Regions from separate parts of the Homo sapiens genome. Here region 1 is linked to region 2. Evidence: read pairs that join two places in POLR2A ChIA-PET (ENCODE). Cell type or tissue: PC-9. All regions are shown on one strand. Each heading gives the region's core, and the rest is flanking DNA. Links, peaks and the distances in the headings are about the cores only. Region 1 overlaps CLDN16 (claudin 16). Region 2 has its middle 90 kb from the start of P3H2-AS1.

Region 1 (5,215 bases), core at 740-4,739, 190 kb before region 2:
TTCTTTGATTCTCCTGTCTTTCCAATGCCATGTTAGTATTGTATAAAGGAAAATACTAAAACAAAACCAAACAAAACAGAAAAAGAATGTAGTCTAACACAAACAACATAGAGCATATGTTCATTCTGTAATGATTTTTAAATTGTGAGTAAATATCATTGTATTTAATGCTCCCTGTACCCCCTTTTGAAGCTATGCCAGCTACGTAATCAGCACCCATGTGAAAACTGTTTTTAAAGTCACTGATTTCAGTGTCTTGAGGTCAAACACAAATAATTGAAGTAAAAAATGTTTTTATTTTCAAATAAATCTTTATCTACTACCCTCACACCATATAAGAATGGACCAAGAAATGTTATTCCCTTTAAATACATCTCCACAGCTTAGCCTCTCTGACAATTAACTGGTTTGAAATGACGCCACTAGTGTCCTGTTATTTTAAAGGTATAAATTGCATGTTGAAGCCTAGATGCAATAAGAAATGTGGTGAGTTGGAGGACAAAACACTGAATTAAAAGAGTGTTTTTAAAATATGTACTCTCCACATGCTCAATGCCTAGCAGAAGGCAATTACAAGAAATCAGTAATCTATATGTTGTCTAAGTCTGCTTGAGTTGGATTTTCAGTTATTTACTTGTAAATGTATGCTTACTGATATCCTGAAGCTGTATCAACGTTAGTGTTAAGATCTTGCCCACCAACACCCAAATAACTGGATCCTACTTTTCCTTCATTTCAAAGTTCTGCTACTCTGTGCTAAGTTAGATGCATGTGTTCACAAACAATCTCTTCAGATTACTTTCCAGAGTTGTTTTACTGTCTAATGAGAGAAATATTTGTCTTTCCCAAATCTAAAAAAATAAAATAAAATATGTAGTCTCCAAAAAATTTTACATTTTTTTCCCTAGATAGTCTGTGATATCTATTTAAATCACTATTTAACTGTATTCTTCTCCTAATTGTTTAATGTAAGAACTTTAAGAAGGAGCAGATAGGCCGGGCACATTGGCTCACACCTGTAATCCCAGCGCTTTGGGGGGCCGAGGCGGGCGGATCACGAGGTCAAGAGATTGAGACCATCCTGGCCAACATGGTGAAACCCCTTCTCTACTAAAAATACAAAAAGTAGCCAGGCGTGGTGGTGGGCGCCTGTAGTCCCAGCTACTTGGGAGGCTGAGGCAGGAGAATGGCGTGAACCCAGGAGGTGGAGCTTGCAGTGAGCCGAGATCACGCCACTGCACTCCAGCCTGGGCGACAGAGCGAGACTCCATCTCAAAAAAAAAAAAAAAAAAAAGCCAGATAATAAACACATAACCTTTAGAAAACGCAGTATATATTGCAATAGCATTGCTATAATGCCATTATCTGCAGTTTTCAGTTAGAAATTCCCTTTCTAAACCTTCAAAACAGATTATAGACTTTAAAAATAAATTTTATAGCACACTAATTCTAAAGTTTCCAAAGCTTAGGACATGCTTTGTCTTTCAATTTAGTTATTTCTTCAGTCATTCCTATCAGGATTTTCTTCAGTGACTTATTTTTTAAATGCTATTTGTTTTGTTGTTTTACATAAGATGGGTTATTTACTGATGATAGCTCAAAAATATTCTCGAACAAAATTATATAGCCGTAAATAATTAGATTAAATAATGTTTAAATCTGTTAAATGAATTACATTGTATATTAAAAAGTTCTATGCTGTCAGTAGGTGGGATAATTAAATAAATGACTTACAGAAGGGAAGAATTCTAAATTTTTGTAACTTTATAATACAATCTGAGGATTATTAGGACGTTGACTTAACATTTCTGTGTCAAAAGTCAGGGAGGCCCAAGTTCTGAGCATACAAAGGGTTAGGCAGTCAGCTAACAGTTTGCTGTGCCCACATTGCATCTTCACCATAGCAATTCAGGCTACATGTTACTACCTTAGCCTCATGCCTCTTTGCAGATCAGGAAACAGAGACACGGGTGAATATATCACACATACATATCTACAAGTGTTTCTAGTTCCAAACTCCATATCGATGTACTACCCCACACTGCCTGGTCAGGCTGCCACTTATATTCGCTTTGTTAGCAGACAAGATTTTTCCTGCTAACAGACAAGAAGAAGACATTATGTTGCAAAAGAAGAGGACTAAGCTTTGAAGTTGAAGACAGACCTGAATAAAGTATCATTTTTGCTGTTTCACTAATAAATACTACTTAAAGTGCTTTTTGATATGTTGTTTATTAGTCATGCTTGACTAATAAATATGCTTGACCAGTCCTCAGAACTTCAATTATTTATCTGCATCTTAAGTGAGGATAACAATATGATCTGTTTATTGTTACATTTATGAACAAATGGGTTAGTACGTGGGACAAGTTTAACATAGGACTTGGCACAATTGTTAGTTTATTGTTAAAAAGAATTGGTGGAGTTGGTGGTGGTGGGTATAGGTAAGGAGGTAGAAGTTTGGGGCTTACTTTAGGATTTTAACTTCAGTAATAATCACAAGATAAATTATTTTAAAAATTGAAGTTATGTAACTTTTTAAATGGCCAAAACATAGTTTTAGAGCTTTTTTTTTTCTTTATTTCCTTTTTTTTTTTTTTTTTTTCCGTGAGACGGAGTCTTGCTCTGTTGCCCAGGCTGGAGTGCAGTGGCGCGATCTCTGCTCACTGCAACCTCCGCCTCCTGGGTTCGAGCGATTCTCCTGCCTCAGCCCCGCCGAGTAGCTGGGACTACAGGTGTGCACCACCATGCCTGGATTTGTATTTTTAGTGGGGATAGGGTTTCACCATGATGGCCAGCTGGTTTCAAACTCCTGGCCTCAAGTGATCTGCCTGCCTTGGCCTCCCAAAGTGCTGGGAATATAGGCATAAGCCACCACACCCGGCCTGAGAGCTTCATATTTTGTTCTGAGATATTAACAAAAGACTAATTAGCTGACTTCAAAGCTAAAGTATGCAGGGCTGGTAGAAGTGACCTTTAGTTTTTCAATCTAGAAAGGGAAGCCACATATAATCCGAAAATGAGCAGCTTCAGCACAACTCTCTCCTTCACCTCAAGCCCTTAGCAGAGTCTCCCTACCCCTGTTGCTAGTCCAGCCAGACCGGTACCTGCTATTAGTAACGTGGCTCCAGCAACAAAGCAGATGCGGACTTTAATGTACGGCTCATCAGGGAGGAATTTCACGCAGTCAAGACCAAGGAGCAGGGTGAGAAATCCAAACCCAGCTAGAATATCTGCAGTAATCATCAACGCTCGAGTTACCACCAGCTTCACTGGAAGACCAGGGCATATGGTTAAAGCAGAGTCAGAAGAAGGAACCATATTAACTCACAGAGACATAGCAAAAAAAACAGACAAGTAGGTAACATTAACACACCCCTCCGGTAAAAGTCAGACTTTGTATGAACTTGAACATAAGTACCCCTAATGTTTTCATAAAACTAAAAAATATGAGATTATTGACATTATTGCTTGTTTAACCACAGTTCACTACTTAGTTTTGTTGTTGGTATGCTAGCAGAGAGCATCCTGGTAGATAGTGGAAACTAAATAAATGTTTTCCTTTTTGCCTCCTACTCTGGAAAATGTCTCATTCACAAATATTGTAGCCGATTGCTGAATCGAAGGTAGCATATCTGTCCTACAAAAATTTCTTAATAAATATTGAATAAATAATCACTTTAATTTTTTTTTATTTAAAAATAATAATTGGCTAAAATTTGACACAGGGAAGCAGAATAAAATATTTCAAGACTTCTTTTTGCCAGTTCAGGATAGAAGAAGCCATAAGGAGATCTTTAGAAGAAGGAGAGTTAGTTTGTGCTATTAAGTAGAAGGTAATTTCTGGAAATTAGATCATTTTCTCTTTCAGCTATTTAAATCATGACTCTTCTTGGCCAATATTACATATTAGGCCATATGGGTTTTATCTCTTCCAGACGTGACTTATTTCTCTACCCCCATATGTTAATAGGTTACATAGGTCAAAGATGAAAAAGGAACATATTAAATATAAACAGTGGTTTTCTCTACGTAGTGAGCTTATGAGTGATTATATTTTCTTCTTGCATAAATGTATATAACAGTATTTAAAAGTTTTAAATTTTTTTTAATTTTTCATTTTCTTATCAGCTTATGAATTAAAATCCATTTTAATGAATTTTTAGAATAGACAAAATGTCCATTCCTATTCAGCAAATAGTGTTTCTTTGTAGGTAGAACTAGGTTAGCACAGAGAGGGGAAAAGAAAAAGAATTAAGAAAATCCTTTTTAACAAAAATAAAACAAAGACCTTATGAACTATGTTTTTAAAAATGTTCCACGCACCCAACTTTTAAATAGCAGATGAAGAATTTTAGAGTGCTGCTGTTTTTAAGTGCTTTCCTCTGGACTGAAATAGAGGTTCAGGGGAAAAGTCACATTCCAAGGGCTTAATTTTTTATTTATCTTGAGAAAAGAAGTTGCCTTATGGTGCCATCACCCATCATTTGCTTTGAAAGAGACTAAAACCACTTTGCTTTCATAACAGAACAGATGTTTCTTAGCAGGGTTCGATGTTCTTATAAATAAACAAATAAACACTATGGAGAAGGATTGAGAGAATCAACAGTAAGATTTTTAAATTTAAGACATTTCTTTATTCATAGCAACATGGGCTCTGCTGACATGTAACTATAATTTATTTATTTATTATTTTATTTTTGAGATGAAGTCTTGCTCTGTCTCCCAGGCTGGAGTGCAGTGGTGTGATCTCGGCTCACTGTAACCTCTGCCTTCTGGGTTCAAGTGATTCTCCTGCCTCAGTCTCCTGACTAGCTGGAACTACAGGCTCCCACCACCATGATGAGCTAACTTTTTTTGGTAATTTTATTAGGGATGGGGTTTCACCATGTTGGCCAGGCTGGTTTCGAACTCCTGACCTCCAGTGATCCACCCGCCTTGGCCTCCCAAAGTGCTAGGATTACAAGTGTGAGCCACTGCACCTGGCTTTAACTATAATTTAAAGCTAAAAGTAAGGAAGATAAGGGAGCCAGCTTCAATATTGCCTGTAACAGTGCGTCACATGTGTTGGTTTTTTCTTCCACTGATCCCCATAGTCTATGTCTCTCTCTCTGGCTGTCTGCCTCTTTCTGCCTCTGCCACTCTCTCTTTCTTAGCTAACCTTCAACTGAAATAACTGTAAACTTTCTATTTGAACTAAGTCATAGCTTAAAAC
Region 2 (12,598 bases), core at 4,139-8,138:
TCCATTGATTATACCCCACATTGCATCACTGGGAAGCAGCTGGCTTAGCAGGACGAAGGAATGGCCTATTAAATGTTCAGCTAGGGTACTAGCTCTGAAATAACGTCCTGACAGGTTGGGGCATTTTTTCCCCAGGATGTTATATCTATGCTCTGAGCCAAAGTTTAATATATGGTGCTATATCCTCAATACTTAAAATGCACAATTCCAGGTAATAAAACAGGAAGTAGAATTAGCTTGGCCTAACTCACATCTCATGACTCATAGTGACCCAACTGCGGAATTTATGTTTCCCAATAACTGTAACTTCTGGCTTTGATAGATTAAAGAAGGTCCTGGTTCCATGTGGAAAAAAATATTTCACCAATAAGAATTCTATTAAATCTGAAAGTATGATTACCACCTTGTCTTAGTCCATCTGTGTTCCTAGAACAGAATATCTGAGACTATATAATTTGTAAAGAATAAAACTTTATTTTCTCACAGTTCTGGAGGCTGGAAAAATCCAAGATCAAGGTGCCAGCACTTGGTCTTTTGCGTTTTCACATGGCAGAAGGCAGAGGGGCAAACAAGTCAGATAGTGAAATGCTGTGTGAAGCCTCTTTTAAAAGGCCCTTAATCTAATTAATGAGGAAGAAGTTCTCAAGGCTTAATTACCTCTTAAAGGCCTCACCTCTTTTTATATATATATATATTTTTTTTATTATACTTTCGGTTCTAGGGTACGTGTGTACACCTCTTAATACTATTGTATTGACAACGTCAAAATTTTGGAGATGATTAGGTTTCTACATGAATTTTGGAGAGAACAAAAGCATTCAAACCATAACACATCTGGTCACTTTAGGCTTCTCATGCTAGTAGGCTAGCAGGAAAGTTAAAATGGTATGGAAGATACCCTGATTTTCATGAAGAGCTATGATTGCTGTGAAAAGTGAGGAATATATATTTCGTTCCCAAGGGATTCATCACACTGTTTTGTTAGTTACTCTAAGCCTGGGATAATCAAGAAAGGGCAAATGCAGCAACCGTGGCTTTTCAAGGGCAAGACAACTAGGATCTTAAATCCCTCAGGTATAAAGAGATCTGAATTTATTTACCAAACATTACAACTAGGCCTTCTGAAGTAGCAGCTTAGTTTGAGGGTCATCTAGAATAGGCAGTGGAGAGGGAAGATGATGAATACTTACTCCATACTTGGGACCAATTGTTGAAGCAGTGATTGTAGCTGGTTCCACTAACACTTGTGTATTAAATCTTTCACCAGCAATCAAGCTTGGTTACCACCTGGAGGACTTGACGACACATTCGTTTTAATGTAGAATATCAACATGTCTAGTTGTGAAAGGAGTGCTTTATTTCAGGCACTCTTGCAATATGCTTCACATTCTCTTGGCCTGACCTCTGATTTTAGTTATGAGTCCAGTGCATCATTCTGGATGGGATTCAACTCTCTTGTACCTTGATAGTGTCTCACTTCAAACTGATACAAGCTTTTTTTTTTTTTTTTTCCTGTATTAGGGCCTCTTTGATACTGGCAGCATTTTTTTTTTTTTTTTTTGCCTTGTGTATTAGGGCTTTTTTGATACTGGCAGAAGTTCATCTAACATGCATGTGCAGTACTGAGACAATTCTCAACTAGCAGGGGATGGGAACTAATAGATAAGTGAGGACTTCAGAGTGACTGGTTTTTATTGAAGCTTTCTCTATGGCAGTTAGAGGAAATAAATATATAAAATAGAATGAGATATGGGATAGTGTGTGTGTGTGTGTGTGTGTGTGTGTGTGTGTATGAGAGACAGAGATTCACATATAGAGGAGCATAAAGTAATGAATTTTTCCTCATTTATTTCAACTTGTTAGACTTACCGTCATTATTGTATTTTAAAAACAAAATTGGGATAAACTAACTTTCAATTTAAATCTTGCTTTTAAAAATTTAATGATATCTTGATAATTTTACTATATAGCTAAGTGTAGTTAAAATTTATAATTTTATTGAGAACATGAAGCTGTATTATACCAATATTTCATTTTATCTTTACTCTATCAAGATATTTTCTCATTTAAAGTTTTATAACTGAAATACTGTGGTTTCTCTTTCACCTTAAATCTTATAATTGAGAATAAATAAACCTCATTGTTTACAATACGGGTCATACCTATAGGATAATTTGCTTTAGTAGTTTAAATTGTCTACAAGTTCTTAGGTAAATGTATTTCGTTACTTTTATTAAACTTCTTTGATTATTAGGGAGATTTAAATATTACTTCGTATGTTTAATTAATATTTTATACTTTTTGCACATTTTGGCTTATTATTCAGTTGGAGAGTTAGTATATTTCTTAGAGCTATATAAGAGCTTAGAAATATATAAGACAATATAAGAGCTTAGAGATATATAAGAGCTTTTTTATAGAGATATATAAGAGCTATTGAAGACTGTTTATATTAACCTATCATCTGTCATTATCATAACAATGATAGTAACTATCATCTGTCATTATCATAACAATGATAGTAACTATCATTACTAAAGATTTAATGCATTGCAAATACCCATTTTTAGACTATTCTTTTCTTTTTAATATTATTTATGTTTTGTTATTAGCATTTAATTGTTTATCCAAATTTAGAGGCATTTTAATTGCTAATTTAATTTATTACTTTCATGTTTAGTGGACTCTCCTTTATTCCATTCAAATAAAAACAGCAGCATTTTTTTAAAGTGAGTGAATACAATATTTAAGATATACTTTAAAATTATAGTAACTAAAACAGTATAATACTTTTACAAGAAAAAAACAAGTAGATCAATAAAACACAACAACAAAATCAGAAAAAGAGGCTTGTGCGTTGGCATTTTAAACCAGTGGGAGAAGTGTGGACTATTCAAAAAATGATTTTATAGTGAAAAAACAGATTTCTACTTAATTTAGTATTCCAAAACAAATTCCAGATGGAACTAATACCCGCATAGTAATAGTAAAAAAAACTAAATTTTGACAAGAAATTGTAGAGACATTTATCATAGTTCCCCAGTAGAAAAAAATAAAAATCTTCCCAGACAGGCACAAAACCAAAACACATAAAGGATTGATATATTTGATTATCTTAAAATTTAAAATTGGATATGGGAAAAACACCTATGAATTGCCATATTTTCTTTCCTTTCTTATATTTTCCTTTTTAGCTTTCTGTCAGAGTGATACAGTGCTCCTTTTTTATTTTAATTTTTGAAAGATTCATATTCTGTTTTCATTCTTCTAGGGACTATCTAAATATTTGACAAACACACTTAAAACTATTATGACAGATTCTTATTTATCTCTACCTGTATCTAAACCCCATGATGATATTATCTAAAGGTGTAGTTACACCCTTGTCACTTAAAACCATTTCTTATACAAATCATATTTAGATTTACTAATCTTGTTTACTTATTTCCTTGACTGCTCAGCCTTAATGCATCTTAATATTTACTATTAACTTTCTTTTTCTTGGCAGACTATGTTAGTTTCTTGCTCTTTCAGACAGGATCTGAGGATCATCAACTTTATAACCATTGTATATGTAAAATTGCTGACCCAGCTAAAATAGGTCAGCTGGGTATAGAATTCTATGTTCAGTTATTTTATTTCAATTGTATGAAGATATTGCTACTTTGTCTTTTTGAATACAGTATTACTGATGTTATTCTAGTTCTCATTCCTTTATGATTTATTTTCCTCTTCTGTGTAAAATTTCTCCTTAGAAGTTAATTAATTTTCATTATTTCCTCAGGTTTCATTTTGTGATTTCTAGTTATGAATATTTGTTCTTGTGCTTTTTATTGATCTTGCTTGGCAATTAACAAGTTCTTTAATTTTAGCCATCATCTTTTTAAAATTTTGTTCACTTGGCCAGGCGGGGTGGCTCATGCCTGTAATACGAGCACTTTGGGAGGCCAAGGTGGGCGGATCACCTAAGGTCAGGAGTTAGAGACCAGTCTGGCCATCATGGTGAAAACCTGTCTCTGCTAAAAATACAAAAATTAGCTGGACCTAGTGGCGGGCACCTATAATCCCAGCTACTTGAGAGGCTGAGGCAGGAGAATCGCTTGAACCAGGGAGGCAGAAGTTGCAGTGAGCTGAGATCACGCCACTGCACTCCAGACTGGGTGACAGGGCAAGGCTCTGTCTCATAAATAAATAATTTTGTTAACTTTATTTTGAAGCTTTCAAAATTTTTTTTATTTTTTATTTTTGTGCATACATACTAGGTGAGTATATTTATGGGGTACAGGAGATGTTCTGACACAGGCATACAATGCATAATAATCACATCATGGATAATGGGGTATCCATCCCCTCAAGCATTTATCCTTTACATTACAAACAATTCAATTATACTCTCTCAGTTATTTTTTAATATATAATTAAGTTATTATTGACTATAGTCACCCTGGTGTGCTATCAAATAGTAGGCCATTTTCATACTTTCTAATTTTTTTGCACCCATTAACCCTCCCCATCTCCCCCTGAACCTCTCACCAACCCCCACTACCCTTCTCAACCTCTGGTAACCATCCTTCTACTCTCTATGTCCATAAATTCAATTGTTTTAGTTTTACATCCCACAAGTAAGTGAAAACATGAGACATGTGTCTTTCTTTGTGCCTGGCTTATTTCCCTTAACAAAATTATCTCCAGTTCCATCCATGTTGTTGCAAATTACAGGATCTAATTCTTTTTTCATGGCTGAATAGTACTTCATCGTGCATGGGTACTACATTTTCTATATCCATTCATCTGTTGATGGACACTTAGGTTTTTCCAAGTCTTGGCTACTGTGAATAGTGCTGCAACAAACATGGGAATGCAGATATCTCTTCAATATACTGATTACCTTTCGTTTGGGTATATATCCAGCAATGGGATTGCTGAATCATATGGTAGTTCTATTTTTAGTTTTTTGAGGAACTTCTAAACTGTTCTTCAGAGTGGTTGTACTAATTTACATTGCATTTTCTCCACGTCCTTGCCAGCATTTGTTATTGCCTTTTGGATATAAGCCATTTTAACTGGGGTGAGATTATATCTCATTGTAGTTTTGATTTGCATTTATCTGATGATCAATGATGTTGAGCACCTTTTCATATGCCCATTTGCCATTTGTTTATCTTCTTTTGAGAAATGTCTATTGAAATCTTTAGCCCATTTTTTGATCAGATTATTAGTTTTTTTCTTCTAGAATTATTTGAGCACCTTATATATTCTGGTTATTAATCCGTTGTCAGATGGGTAGTTTGCAAATATTTTCTCCCATTCTATGAGTTGTCTCTTCGCTTTGTTGATTGTTTATTTTGCTATGCAGAAGCCTTTTAACTTGATGTGATCCCATTTCTCCATTTTTACTTTGGTCGCCCATGCTTGCAGGGTATTGCTCAAAAAATTTTTGCCCAGACCAATGTCCTGGATGCTTTCCTCAATGTTTTCTTATGGTAGTTTTATAGTTTGAGGTCTTAGATTTAAGTCTTTAATCCATTTTGATTTTTTTTTTTGGTATATGGCAAAAGATAGGGATCTAGTTTCATGATCCTGCATATGGATATCTAGTTTTCTCTGACTGTCTTTTCCCCATGTATGTTTTGTTTTTGGTAGCTTTGTTGAAAATAAGTTCACTGTAGGTGTATAAATTTGTTTCTGGGTTCTCTGTTCCATTGGTTTATGTGCCTGTTTTTATGCCAGTACCATGCTGTTTCAGTTACCATACCTCTGTAGTATAATTTGAAGTCAGGTAATGTAATTCCTCCAGTTATGTTCATTTTGCTTAGGATAGCTGTGGCTATTCTGGTTTTTTTGTGGTTCCATATAAATTTTACAATAGTTTTTTTCTATTCTGTGAAGAATGCCATTGGTATTTTTATAGAGATTGCACTGAGTCTGTAGATTGCTTTAGATAATATGGACATTTTAACAATTTTATTTTTTCTAATCCATGAACATGGAATATATTTCCATTTTTTGGTGTCCTCTTCCATTTTTCCATCACAGTTTTATAGTTTTCACTATAGAGATCTTTCACTTATTTGGTTAATTCCTAGGTATTTAATTTTATGTTTGGCTACTGTAAATAGGATTACTTTTTAAATTTCTTTTTCAGATTATTCACTGTTGGCATAAAATCATATTTCTTTACTTTTGGAAAATTCTTGACCATGCATTTCTCTAAATATCTTTCCCCTTTAGTCTCTCCATTTTTTTTTTTTCTGGGACTTCTTTTAGCTGAATCTTAGTAGTCTAGACTTACTGTCTTTTAGTTTTTTCTTAATATTTTTCATATTTTTTTGGATTCTTTCAGGGAAATTTCTCAGCTCAGTTTTCTAGCACATTTTTAGTCCTATTTAACTTTTTGAAATAAAAGTACATTAAAACATTTTTTGGAATTCTTAGTTTGTCATAACTGCTTTTTATCTTTTTCATAATGTATGGTTCTTGCTTATTGGAAGAAGTCACTTCCTTTGACTCTTCAAGATTATGAAATATTTCAATATTTCATATTTTTACCTTGTATTATTATCCCAACTTTCTTGGCCGTAAGTTCTCTTAATGTTTGAGTTTATTGTGCCTCTGGAAAGATTTGGTATTACCTAATTATTTCTGTTTCTTAGTTTTTTGCAGAGGAAGTCTTATTTTCACACCTTATGATGGGAATTTCCTGTAGTGAGATGTCATAATAGCACCAACATTAGCCTTGAAGGTAGCTTAGCTTTAGACTTGTCTACTGGGCAAGGAAGCCTCAGAATTTGTTTCTAAACAATGCAGCTCCAGTTTCAGATTCATGATAGTAAAGAAGCAGCCTTTGCTGTGGTGTTTCCTTTGCTTTACTATTTTAGAAATGCCTCTCCAATTCTTCTTTATGAAGAGCTTTCTTATATGTTTTTGAGTGTGGTTAAGAATTTTTTCATTTTATTCAAATTATATTATTTTAATGAGTTTAGTGTTGATGGGGAGATATTTTATTATATTCTCTATCTGCATTCTTAAAACAAAATAACAACTCTTATATTTTTAGCTTCCTAAAAGGTTTTATCAGAAATAAGATTATATTTACCATATCCTTTTAGCAAAATTTGAGGGGATTATATTACCATATCTTCCATTGCACTGATAAGCCATATTACATCACTGATCTCCAAAGAGATATATGAGCACCTCAGTAGCTGTTTGCCTACTTTATGTTGAATAACATTTTTCTAGTTCCTATGAAGTGTTTCTTATTGTTCCTATTTTGATTTTCTTTGTTTTATTTTATTTTCTGCTTTCTCATTCTTTTTTTGAAATGAGAATTCCTAGGTCTAGCATTAAAATGTGTATTATGTGAGTGCATTTACCTAGATTCATTCTTCTCTCCAATTGATTACTAGAAAAATCATGTTCTTTTAAATTAATCTGAAGCTTATTTTTAATATTTTCTGGCTTCTGGCTCATTTGTCTTTGTGTAGCAGAAAAATATTTCTGGAAAACTTGGAGTTAATTATTATATTTCAGTTGAGTAATGAAGTCTTCAAAAAAGGAAAAATTTAAAACTGTTATTGAAATGGACCAACCACGCTTGTTGGTCTAGGGTCTCTATATGTTACTGGGAATATGATAGTCTACTTTCTAGTAAATTCTGTCTTTGAAAATATGATATTTCTGCGTACATAAGACTGAAATAAGTGTGGCAAATACAGCCCTAACTAGAGACCTAAGAGTTTGTCCTGACCCTGGCCACCACACAATGCTTTGTAATATTTATAGTTCAGAAATGACTGTATTGCTTCTCTTCAGCAAAAGTTCCATATCTCTGAAGGAGCATGGGGAATGGTGGGGAAATCTATCATTTTCCTGCTTGGCTTTGTTTTCTTGCTTCATTGATATTGTATTAACTGCTGCTATTAATGATGTTCAACATCAAAATCACTACAGAACTCAAAGAAAAATTTTCTGCTTTTGTAAATTTCCACTTTGCTTTCACTTTGATAAATATATATACATAAACATATTCCCATATCACAAAAATTACAATTCTGCTTTTCTCTTTGACAAATATATCTGTTGAGATGACTCTCTCTCTCTGTCTGATATGTTATTAAAATATTTTAAGAACTAGCTAAAGGCTTGTTTAAATACCTTCTAAAGAATAATTTAATAAATAATATTTAAGCTATTAAAGAAGAAACACCCAATCTCAGTCTTTGTTTTTAAACATCCTTTTCCTTTTTTTTTTTTTTTCTGAGATGGAGTCTCACTCTGTCACCCAGGCTGGAGTGCCGTGGCGTGATCTTAGCTCACTGCAACCTCCGCCTGCTGGGTTCAAGCAATTCTCCTGCCTCAGCCTCCCAAGTAGCTGGGACTACAGGCATGCACCACCACGCCCAGCTAATTTTTTGTATTTTTAGTAGACACGGGGTTTCACCATGCTGGCCAGGCTGGTCTGGAACTCCTGACCTCGTGATCCACCTGCCTTGGCCTCCCAAAGTGCTGGGATTACAGGCGTGAGCCACCACGCCTGGCCTTAAACATTTTTTAAACTTCAAATAGCATATTAGAAGCACTATTAGAAGAGCCATTGGCTAACTATTAAAGTTATCTATGGATCTTCATGCTGCTAGGTAAATAATTATGATCTCATGGTTATGGTATCTATGACTGTGAATTTAGAAATAGGTTTTTTGTCTGTGTGGACTTCTACTTCCCCATGTGTAAGCTGAGTCTATTTTTTACTCATGGCTCTTCACCACAAAATAGAGAAGAAAAGTGAGATAATGTCTGTAAATGTATTAAAATGTCTAGAATGTACTATCCAATAACTGTAGAATAGAACATTATGCAGCAAGATAAAACAAAATTCATCTGTTAAATCAAGGAGACAAAGAAGAAAACAGGGACAAGCCATTCGCTTCCATTAATTTATCCACTCATTAATTCCATCAAAAATTCATTGTAATCCAACTGTACCCCAGGCATTGTGTGAAGTATGGGGATTGCAAAGTTGGAAAAGATACATTCCTTTAAGGAGCATGCTATCTAGTGAGGGAGACAAATACAGGCACAGAGAACTGTAATAGAGCACATGATAAAATAACTATCAAACAAAAGTAAAAGAAAAATACCCAATGTAAAAAGGAAAGAGGGAAGTAAGAGTTTCTTGCAACTGATTTTCACTTTTGTAAAGCTGTTGGTAATGTTTATATACTGCTCTAAGAAAATATTTTAAAAGTTGTTATCAACGCTACAATATCAGAATCTGCTCAATTTTTTTCTTAGTTGATTTTTACTTAATCTTAATTTTTCTTAACTAATATATGTCATTTTAAAAAATAACTTAAAATATAAAAAGGTAACTGGGAAAATTGTGAATCTCTCCTTCCATGTCCCCCAACCCATTCTTGGAGATACCCACTATCAATGCTTTTTATGTCTGCTTGACTTCCCTTCTATGAACTGACATATGGGTGCATGTAGATTAAAAACATATTTCAAAGATAAATGGGAAGCATTATTATGCCACTTGCTTTTGTCAATTAAAATTGTTTCTTACCAATGTTCTTGTAATTGCATACAGATATACCCTTTATTTATTCTTGTTGCATAGAATTCCAGTTTATTTTTAGAATGGGTTGCGAGTACCTGAGTATCCAGAGCTGCTCCTAGACTTTCAAGGATTATATGGGAATGAAAATTTGTCAAGGAATTAGTTTCCAGATCTTCAACTTTCAAATTTACTTCTCCTTACAATTGATTTGTTTGAGAATGCTCTTGTGGTCTGACTGCTCCCCTTTTCTCCGTCCGCTTTTACAATCAGTCAGTCACCATTGCAGATGAAAAGCACACCTCTCACCAATCCTTAATATGACCTATGAGGCAATTGCTTGAGGTGTAAAAGATTTCAAAGTGCAAATCAAGGGACAGTGGAGAATGCATAGCTCCTGGGGGAAAGGGCCAAAAAGAGCAAGGCACATACAGTTTTAACATAGTCGGAGGTGACATTTATTTCACTCAGGCAATAGAAATAGCTTAGATTTGGAATTTAGATGTGAGATGGTTGCCACTGAAACCCATATTTATTTGAATTGAAAATGAAGTCAAATTTGTCTGATGCAAAGTTAGAACTGTCTTTGCTGTTTAGATTATATGGCATTTCCATAAATTGAGTAAGTAAATGTACAGCACCTAGGTTTTGATGAAAATATATTTAAAGAATGTGTAAATATTAAAAACATCGGAAGTCATACATTCTACAATATAGCATTGAAATTAAAATAAAGTAAATGTCATACTTTCACAAAAGTCTTACAAGGAATATGTGAACAAAATTTTAAAGATCATTGTGTTATGATACTCTCCTAGTGACAAACTTGTATTATTATCTCATTCAGCAGATAATTACTGAGCACCTAATGTGTTCCAAACAACTGTTTTAAGAATGGGAGGTACATTAATAAACAATAGTAAAAAAAAACCAGCCAATCAAGCAAACAAAAAAAACCTGGCCAAAAGAATATTCAGTTTGAGGAGACAGAAAACAAATGCACAGGCCGGGTGCGGTGGCTCACGTCTGTAATCCCAGCACTTTGGGAGGCTGAGGTGGGTGGATCACGAGGTCAGATCCAGACCATCCTGGCCAACATGGTGAAACCCCGTCTCTACTAAAAATATAAAAATTAGCTGGGCATGGTGGTGTGTGCCTGAAGTCCCAGCTACTCGGGAGGCCAAGGCAGGATAATCCCTTGAACTAGGGAGGCGGAGGCTGCAGTGAGCCGAGATCATGCCACTGCACTCCAGCCTGGCAACAGAGTGAGATTCTGTCAAAAAAAAAAAAAAAAAAAAAAAAGGAAAGAAAGAAAGAAAAGAAAAAGAAAAAATATATACGATATCAGATGGTGATGAATCTGAGTAGTCAAGGAAGTCTCAATATGAAGGTGATACTTGAGTAAAAGCTTAATATAAGTGAGGTAATGAGTGACAAAATACAGGCTGAGGAAAGAGGAAGAACATGGGCCTTATGTCCAGACTATGCCTCGAGGCTCTGAAGATTTGAAAGAGTGCAGGTGACCATGCCTGCTCTACTAAAATCAAACCACAGAGGGATAAGGGTGGAAATCAGGAAACCAGTTAGGAGGCTGTTTCAGTCATTCAGGTAAGTGATGATGGTGGTTCAGACCACAGTAGTAAGAATGGAGGTGAGAGATGATTGGATTCTTCATATATCTTGAAAGCACAGCCAATAATTGGGCTGTACAAATTGCCGACAAATTGGATGGAGGACATGAGAGAAAGAAATTTCAAATATGACATCTAGAATTTTGGCCTGGTCCACTGGAATGATGAAGTTTCTATTGACTGAAATCTAGAAGATTAAGGTAAGAACAGATTTGGAAGAGAGGATCAAAAGTTTGCTTTTCAAGTAAAGTTTGAGATAAATATTAGGTATAGAAAAGAAGATATCAAGCAGGTAGGTAGATGTATGAGTTTGTATGTTAGAGGAAGAGTCTGAGAAAGAAATATCAACTGGGGTGTCATCAGCATAGAGTGAGTCAAGTGGTGAATAGAGAACGCTGAATCATAGAACCAAAAGACCAAATGATGTCACCAAGGAATAAGTATAGACAAAGATATGAGAACTGAGCCTTGGGGAACTGTAACAGGAGGTGGGGGAGATGAACAGGAACCAAGAAAAGAGACTCAGTATGAGTGGCCATTGAAGAAAGTCAGGAAAATATTGTTTTGGAAAGCAAGTAAAGAAAGTTATTTTACTTAAGTGTATTTTCCATTTTTTCACTATTATTAAATATAATGCAAGCAAGGAGCATACATCTTTGTGCACATATGTGAATATTTCCTTAAGATTGATTCCAGAAGTAGAATTGCTATGTCAAAAATAAGTGGATTTTAAAATTTTATAGTTTCTGTTGAACTGCCTTCCAAAAATGCTTCACCAATTCATTACTGTACAAGAGTATTTGAGGGTGCCTATTTTCCTATAGTATCATACACTCCTAATATTACAAACTTTAAAAACAAATAAATATCTTATTTTAATTTTAATCTGCATTTCTTATCAGTATTAAGGTTGAACATCTTTTATCAGTTTTTGGGCCATTTGTACTTCTTCAGTGAATCACAGTCAAAATAATTTGCCTGTCTTCTATTGATTTGTTTTCTTATTGATGTGTCGAACCACTTTTATATTCTGAATGTCATTTCCAGTCTGTCATTTGTTGTTAACTTTGTTTGTGGTGTCTTTCATCACAGAGAATTGAAAATTTGTACGTAGTTAAGTGTGTTAAACCTTTTCTTTATGGCTTTAGGGCTGTGTTTTGCTTAGGCTCTCCAACCATATGGTTATAAAAATTATTCTGCATTTTCTCCTTAACACTTTGTATTAGTTTGTTCTCATGCTGCTAATAAAGACATACTCAAGACTGGGTAATTTATGAAGAAAAAAATGTTTAGTGGACTCACAGTGCCACATGGTTGGGGAGGCCACACAATCATGGCAGAAGACAAAAGACCCAACTAACTTGGTGGCAGACAAGAAGAGAATGAGACCCAAGTGAAAGGGGTTTCC

What was found. Peaks named below come from ENCODE experiments on the same cell type or tissue, not always from the same donor. Only the 100,000 strongest peaks of a DNase experiment are listed, where the experiment ranks them.
Region 1: POLR2A ChIA-PET joins it to region 2 with 5 read pairs; 2 of 35 experiments call an interaction of 5 or more read pairs at or near these places.

Annotation. Positions count from the first base shown.
Region 1 is chr3:190,402,819-190,408,033 of GRCh38, reverse strand. It overlaps CLDN16 (claudin 16), which reads right to left. Exons shown (of 5, transcript NM_006580.4): 3 at 3,108-3,272. Among named protein-coding and RNA genes, the nearest start is that of CLDN16, 17 kb to the right of the region's middle. In PC-9, for the core only: no CTCF peak of the experiment used is centred there; a DNase peak (open chromatin) is centred at 3,143; H3K27ac peaks cover 647 bases.
Region 2 is chr3:190,204,932-190,217,529 of GRCh38, reverse strand. No RefSeq gene overlaps it. Among named protein-coding and RNA genes, the nearest start is that of P3H2-AS1, 90 kb to the right of the region's middle. In PC-9, for the core only: no CTCF peak of the experiment used is centred there; no DNase peak of the experiment used is centred there.